2 separate regions of the Homo sapiens genome follow, and region 2 is linked to region 1. A link is an interaction called in ENCODE POLR2A ChIA-PET data of the cell type or tissue named here. Cell type or tissue: GM12878. All regions are shown on one strand. Region 1 overlaps TRAF3 (TNF receptor associated factor 3). Region 2 overlaps TRAF3 (TNF receptor associated factor 3).

What was found. ChIA-PET counts read pairs that join two places held together with the same protein. Peaks named below come from ENCODE experiments on the same cell type or tissue, not always from the same donor. Only the 100,000 strongest peaks of a DNase experiment are listed, where the experiment ranks them.
Region 2: POLR2A ChIA-PET joins it to region 1 with 9 read pairs; 3 of 35 experiments call an interaction of 5 or more read pairs at or near these places.

Annotation. Positions count from the first base shown.
Region 1 is chr14:102,780,521-102,784,520 of GRCh38, forward strand. All of the region lies in intron 1 of TRAF3 (TNF receptor associated factor 3), which reads left to right. Among named protein-coding and RNA genes, the nearest start is that of TRAF3, 5.1 kb to the left of the region's middle. RefSeq lists a silencer at 2,478-2,630. In GM12878, no CTCF peak of the experiment used is centred here; no DNase peak of the experiment used is centred here; H3K4me3 peaks cover 3,697 bases; H3K27ac peaks cover 3,179 bases.
Region 2 is chr14:102,875,258-102,879,257 of GRCh38, forward strand. TRAF3 (TNF receptor associated factor 3) reads left to right here. Exons shown (of 12, transcript NM_145725.3): 5 at 367-471; 6 at 1,101-1,268. Among named protein-coding and RNA genes, the nearest start is that of AMN, 45 kb to the right of the region's middle. In GM12878, a CTCF peak has its summit at 3,656; no DNase peak of the experiment used is centred here.

The DNA of each region.
Region 1 (4,000 bases):
TTTTTTTTTTTCTTTCGGTGAAGCTTATTGTCGGCCTGTACAGATGACTTGGAGTAGGCTGGCAGGTAGTGGGATGTCATAAATGTTGATGCCTGTTGGTTTCTATCAACTTTAGGAATCAGGTTGGAATCGATGCTGCATTCTGTATTCCTCGAGATAAGTGGATTGTTAATTGGGACTTGGGAGTCTTTTTCTCATTTAATTAATATTCAGTTAATGTGCCCTGAGTTCTCATAATGTTCTGGTTACCGTGCTGGGAAGAGTGAGACACAGCACCCATCTGCTAGGGTGTGATTTGCAGGGATATAGGCCATCTTGGCCCCTGTGCACAGTGAAGGGACATGCCAGAAACCAGCAGATACTTGACTGAGACAGACCAGGACAGGAGCTTGTGGCAGGAAGGATAAGGAAAAATGCAAATCTACCATCCTGCCCTCAGGGTGCTAACCCTTCGGGGGAGAATACTTTCTCCCACCAGGAAGAAACCAGAAAGTAAAAATGTAGGATGAAATGAATTAGTGGATTGTGTAGAATTCTGGAAGCGTGGTGGGAATCCACCATAAGGGAAAGAGAAAGTCTTCTGGGAAGCGGCGTTGAGTTGAGGCCCAGTGTCAGGAAAGCTCTGGTATAGTGGGGCCATCTGGTCCCTCTTACAGGGCCCCCTCCCACTTTGTTTTGGTAAGATGGGATCTGACGGCTTGCCATCCTGTCACTCCTTGCCAGTAGATGCAGTGCTGGCCATGCTGCTGGTCATTGGGTTTCCAGTTGGGAAGTTGCATGTGCTGGCCTTTGGCTCTTGCCAGGCAGGGCCTTTTGTGACTGGGAGCTCATGTGGGTCATGCATACTGTACTGTGAAGGGCATGGTCTGTGGAGGGGAACAGAGCAGCAGGCCCTAACCTGGGTGGCACCACTTTGCTGTCCCTACCATTTTTCATTGCAGGTTGAAAGTCTCCAAAGTGGCAGGGGAAGGGGTGTAAATGTTAAACAGCCCCTTCCTAGCCTGGCATGCGCACCTGTGGTCCCAGTTACTCCAGAGGATGAAGTGGGAGGATCATTCTAGTCTGGGTAACACAGTGAGATCCCTGGCTCTAAAATAAATTTATTTATTTATTTTATTTTATTTGAAACAGGGGCTCACTCTGTTGCCCACGCTGGAGTGCAGTGGCCCGATCTCGGCTTGCTGCAACCTCCGCCTCCTGGGTTCAAATGAGTCTCCTACCTCAGCCTCCCGAGTAGCTGGGATTACAGGCGCCTGCCACCACGCTTGGCTATTTTTTTTTTTTTTTTTTGAGACAGAGTCTCACTCTGTCACCCAGACTGAAGTGCAGTGGCGCGATCTCAGCTCACTGCAACCTCCACCTCCTGGATTCAGGTGATTCTCCTGCCTCAGCCTCCTGAGTAGCTGGGGACCACAGGTGTGTGCCAACATACCTGGCTAATTTTTGTATTTTTAGTAGAGATGGGGTTTCACCATCTTGGCCAGGCTGGTCTCAAACTCCAGACGTCAAGTGATCCACCTGCCTCGGCCTCCCAAAGTGCTGGGATTACAGGTGTGAGCCACTGTGCCCAGCCTTCCCAGCTGATTTTTGTATTTTTTAGTAGAGACAGGGTTTCGCCATGTTGGCCAGACTGGTCTTGAACTCCTGACCTCAGGTGATCCACCTCAGCCTCCCAAAGTGCTGGGACTACAGGTGTGTAGTCCCACCACACTCGGCCTATTTGTTTTTTTTGAGATGGAGTCTTGCTCTGTTGCCCAGGCTGGAGTGCAGTGGTGCAATCTTGGCTCACTGCAGCCTCTGCCTCCTGGGCTCAAGCAATGCTCCTGCCTTAGCCTCCTAAGTAGCTGGGACTACAGGTGCTTGCCCCCATTCCCAGCTAATTTTGTATTTTTAGTAGAGAGCGGGTTTCACCCTGTTGGCCAAGCTGGTCTCAAACTCCTGACCTCAAGTGATCCACCCATCTCAGCCTCCCAAAGTGCTGGGATTACAGGCGTGAGCCACCGCACCCTGTCTTGGCTCTAAAATTTAAAAAAAGTCCTTTCCCCAACCTACTCCTCTGTCATCCATGTTTAAATGACCTAAGTCTCCTTAATTCTCAAGAACTGAAAAATTGGGGGCCCTACATTTCATTTCACAATTTACTTTTTTACTACGATTTGTTCCATGCTGATTTCGAGCATTAAAAAAAAAAAAAAATTAAATGGAGGCTATTTGGTGGTAACTTCTCATGAGGCCATTCTACCAAGAAAGATATGGCGACCTGCTGCTTGGACATTCTGATTTCCTTTCCAGCTGAAACACTGATTCTGTGGCAGAACCCAAAAGCGTATTTATTGGAAACTTGATTTCTTTAAGTGGAAAGAAAAGCTAAATTGATTAACCAAGTGGGGTAATATAATCTGTAAGGCAACAGTAGCATCAAAGTGGTGAAATGTGAATCTCCAGGAGTCATGAGAATTGTAATGAAGGTTTCCTGAGATTAATTTTGTGTTCTGGAAGGTTAATGCCCGTTAGGAGGCCTGCGTACACAAGGTAATGAGGTGCTCGTTAGGCCTTCCCTCCTTCCACCAAGGGCCAGGCACATGGTAAGCTCTGGGTCAGTGTTTGTGTCCAGATTCTGCAAGCCGGGGAGACAGGAGGGATGTGCCAGATGCCCACAGTGGTTCCATGTGTTTGGAATGTGTGTCGGCACTTGGGTGTGCCTTGTAGCTGCCTCCTTTAACGGTGTGTTCCTGGAGGTCAGGCTTCCATCCTCCCGTTCTGATAATGCTTAGCTCCAGGATTTGTTGCATTATGGGGGTTCTTTGATGGAAAGTTTTATTTGACAATGTAATTTTCTTGGATGCTTTTAATGACTTAAAAGCTGGAAGAACAGGAAAACTAGTTCTCTTGAGCTCTTTCATGTCCAGTAATTCCCAGAAATTATAACTTTATGCTGGAAATTAAACCTGCTATTTGAAACCTTATTACAGGGTGAATTAAGAGTTTAGGTTTCAGAGGCTTTTCTGTGTGACTTTCCCCTTAGTGGGAGGGGGTTTGGTATGCCCATTAAGTTTTATCTTAAAATTTAATGTGAATTTTACATTGTACTCAGTAACGTGGCTGATTGTTTTAATATAAACTTACTTCGTTCCCTAAATCTTTCAAAACTGTTGATTCTCCAAAAGATGTATTGTGTTTCTGGAATCCCACTGTGTATCCCTGGAGCTGTCCACCCCACAGCTGGAGAAGTGTGGCATGGTGGAGGGTACCAACTTTGAGGATCTGAATTCCAGTCTGCCCTCTGTATTTAGTGGTAGAATGACCTTGGGCAGGCTGCTTGGCCCCGCTGAATTGATGTCCCTATCTATAAAATGGGGCTACTAGCACCAGGGACATCACTTGCTTATTATGAGTAAGATGGATGGGAAAGCATTGTGCAAATGTTAATTTTCATAGTATTAGGGGATTGAGATGTAACAGAGTAAGAATGTTAAGATCTTACAATGTAAATATCAGATCTTGTTAGTTAGGGACCACAGAAGTTTTCTAGTTGAGGTCTCTTATTTTATGTGGGAGGCAGCTGAGGCTCTCAGTGTTTAGGTAAGTAATTCTCCCAAGGCAAATAATGACAAAGCAAGGGCTCTTCACGCAGGATAGGTTTTTCCCTGCATTTTTCCTGTTCCCAACGTTTGCTCCTGGGAAGATGCTTGGCCTTTTTTTTTTTTTTTTTTTTTTTTTTTGAGGTGGAGTTTTGCTCTTGCCCAGGCTGGAGTGCAGTGGCACGATCTCGACTCACTGCAACCTCCGCCCCCTGGGTTCAAGCTATTCTCCTGCCCCAGCCTCCTGAGTAGCTGGGATTACAGGCACCCGCCACCTCGCCTGGCTAATTTTTGTATTTTTAGTAGAAACAGGGTTTCACCACGTTGGCCAGGCTGGTCTTGAACTCCTGACTTCAGGTGATCTGCCCGCCTCGGCCTCCCAAAGTGCTGGGATTACAGGCGTGAGGTACTGGGCCCCT
Region 2 (4,000 bases), 95 kb after region 1:
CTCCCGGAAGGCCCCAGAGTCTGAATGTGAACCTGGTCCTCCTCTGCCCTCATCCTGAAATTATGTCAAAGTTAATAGAAGATGTTTAGATGCTCCAGAGTGATCGTTAATTATCAAGTCTAATTCATTTTCTTTTGGCTTAACTAATAAAAGATAACAGTTAATGTTATTTAAATTGTGTCTCTTAGTGGGGGCAGCTTCTTCATTCTACTTCTAGAAATCAAGATGGTCCTTAATGCTTTCTGAAGTTCACTTAAGAGTTCCTCTCTTGTTTTTTTTTTTTAAGTGGTTTTGCCTTGTCCAAAGTAGCAGCATGTGGAGATTAAGAAATATTAATCCTCCAAAATAATGATCTTTCATTTTCAGGTGTTTAAGGATAATTGCTGCAAGAGAGAAATTCTGGCTCTTCAGATCTATTGTCGGAATGAAAGCAGAGGTTGTGCAGAGCAGTTAATGCTGGGACATCTGCTGGTGAGTAGCAAAGGGACACTGGAACCTTTTACATGAAGGAATTCGAGTCCCTTACATCCAGCTGATGAAGTGGTCAGTAGGATGTGGCACTTTAAGACCATGTTGACATTAGTTTTTCAAAACACAGCCAAATAGGAAAGCAGTCAGAACCACTTGAGTATAAGTTGTTATTTTTATGACATCATTGGCAGAATTGTCAACTGGTTTTTAAACACTCCCCCCCCTACTTAGAATAGAGAAAATCTGAATTGGATTTTAATTTTGGAAGGCCCATTAAAACCTTTTTTCACCATGAAATTCTACATAACTTCTTATTTTTTTAGTTAGTACCATATTTTAGCTTAGAAAATTATTTGAACTGGAATAAAACAAAGTTCTTAGCAGATATTCATTTATCCTGGAAGCAGAGTTGACTTAATTCTTCAACAACAATATGGTTTGAGTAATCATGAAATAGAATATGAAATTCAGTGTCTCTTGGCATACTTGTTACTCTTTGCTGTGGAAAACTGGTCTAACAGCAGATGAGAAACATTTCTTTAGGGTTTCATTGCATAGAGATTAGAATCTGGTATTTCAGATTTAGGGTTTTTTTCCCAATTAAGAACATTGAATGGTCTGTCTTACAGGTGCATTTAAAAAATGATTGCCATTTTGAAGAACTTCCATGTGTGCGTCCTGACTGCAAAGAAAAGGTCTTGAGGAAAGACCTGCGAGACCACGTGGAGAAGGCGTGTAAATACCGGGAAGCCACATGCAGCCACTGCAAGAGTCAGGTTCCGATGATCGCGCTGCAGGTGCGGGTCCTCCCATTCCACAGGCCTTCCACTCAATTCCTATATGATACATTCCACAGGCCTTCCGCTCAATTCGTAGATAATCCGTTCCACAGGCCTTCCCTCAACTCATAGATAATCCGTTCCACAGGCCTTCCACTCAGTTCATAGATATTCCGTTCCACAGGCCTTCCGCTCAATTCATAGATAATCCGTTCCACAGGCCTTCCCTCAACTCATAGATAATCCGTTCCACAGGCCTTCCGCTCAGCTCACAGATAATCCGTTCCACAAGCCTTCCGCTCAATTCGTAGATAATCCATTCCACAGGCCTTCCGCTCAGTTCATAGATAATCCGTTCCACAGGACTTCTGCTCAGTTCGTAGATAATCCGTTCCACAGGCCTTCCCTCAACTCATAGATAATCTGTTCCACAGTCCTTCCGCTCAATTCATAGATAATCCGTTCCACAGGCCTTCCCTCAACTCATAGATAATCCATTCCACAGGCCTTCCACTCAATTCATAGATAATCCGTTCCACAGGCCTTAGGCTCAATTCATAGATAATCCGTTCCACAGACCTTGTGCTCGATTCATAGATAATCTGTTCCACAGGCCTTCCCTCAACTCATAGATAATCCGTTCCACAGGCCTTCCGCTCATCTCGTAGATAATCCGTTCCACAGGCCTTCCGCTCAGCTCATAGATAATCCGTTCCACAGGCCCTCCCCCAACTCATAGATAATCCATTCCACAGGCCTTCCGCTCAGCTCATAGATAATCCATTCCACAGGCCTTCCGCTCAGCTCATAGATAATCTGTTCCACAGGCCTTCTGCTCAGTTTGTAGATAATCCATTCCACAGGCCTTCCGCTCAATTCATAGATAATCCGTTCCACAGGCCTTCCGCTCAGCTCATAGATAATCCATTCCACAGGACTTCTGCTTAGCTCATAGATAATCCATTCCACAGGCCTTCCGCTCAACTCATAGATAATCCGTTCCACAGGCCTTCCGCTCAGCTCATAGATAATCCATTCCACAGGACTTCTGCTCAGCTCATAGATAATCCATTCCACAGGCCTTCCGCTCAGCTCATAATCTGTTCCACAGGCCTTCCGCTCAGCTCATAGATAATCCGTTCCACAGGCCTTCCGCTCAGCTCATAGATAATCTGTTCCACAGGCCTTCTGCTCAGCTCATAGGTAATCCCTTCCACAGGCCCTCCCTCAACTCATAGATAATCCATTCCACAGGCCTTCCGCTCAGCTCATAGATAATCCATTCCACAGGCCTTCCGCTCAGCTCATAGGTAATCCCTTCCGCAGGCCCTCCCTCAACTCATAGATAATCCGTTCCACAGGCCTTCCGCTGAGTTCATAAATAATCCATTCCACAGGCCTTCTGCTCAATTAATATATACTTCTTCCACTGTACAGCTTCTTAAAGACTATTCTAATAGGACTAAAGAGAAAAGATAGGAATAAATAGCACTTTTTATCTGACTTTATTTCAGAATTAAGCTTTGTTTTGCCTATTTTGATTTATGTAGTTAACATTTTCCATTGCCTTGATTGACTATCATTTAGTATGTCAAAAAATGAATAGTTATTCAAAAAAGGTAAAATTTTTATCTTGTCCTAGGGAATTGCCTCAAAATGTTGATAGATTGCCTGGTCTTATTACAGCTCTGTGACATAACCATCACTTACAACAGGCTAATTTGTCCTACAGCATTGAAATGCAGCTGTTTATCTTGGAGAGAGACAGCTTCTCATACTTCGGTTACTTTGGCACAGTTTTGCATTGTGTGTTTCTGTGGGGGTGAGTGTGTGAATGTGGGTGAGTGTGTGGGGGTAAGTGTGTGTGGGGGTGAGTGTGAATGTGGGTGAGTGTGTGGGGGTGTGTGAATGTGGGTGTGTGTGTATGGGTGAGTGGGTGAATTAAAGAGGAAAGCAGAGATGTTGGGGGTGGAGGACACACTTAGAAAACAATGCATTTGTTGAACAAACACCTATTGGGTACCTACTGTGCGCCGGGCAGTATTCCAGGAGCTGGGGACTCAGTGGTGAGGCTCCTCTAGTGGGAAAAAATACTAACAAATGTGTAACATCGGGTAGTGATCAGTTCCATGAATAAAAATCAGGTGGCATCAAGGGAAGAGAGGTGATCAGCACTGGCTTGTCTGAGGCAGCCAAGGGACAGTGGGGGAGCATGTGGACCCTAAGCTGGAACTGGCAGGGCTGTGGGGTTCAGGAGCTGTGTGGAACACAGGTCAGATGTGAGGGCAGTGGGGCAGCCAGAGGGTGAGGGGAAAGGCACTGGGCAGCCCAGAACTGGGAGGGTGAGAGGGGCCCCGGGGCAAGGCCTGGTGTTGCTGGGGTGGGGGAAGGTTGTACTGGGGTGTGCCTGAGGGTGGAGCGGTAGGATTGGCCAGCAGGTGGGGTATGAGGTAAAGGTGACTCCCAGTGCTTGTGGAGAACCTAGGTGTCCTGCCGAGGGGGTGCCCAGTGAGTGGAGGGTGATGGGCTTGGGGGAGAATGGGGAGTGGAGCCATGCAGGCTGCAGATGGGGGTGAGTTTGGTGGCTCGCAGGATCATGGGGCTGGAGCGAGTGGAGAGGAGGACAGAGCTCGTGGGGGCCTGGGCACACCCTCAGAGGCTGCCTAGAGGCTGGGGTGGGCTTGGCCATGAAGTGACTGAAGGGAGGCACCAGGGCAGCTCAGCCAGGGCGTGGGCCATCATCCAGTTCC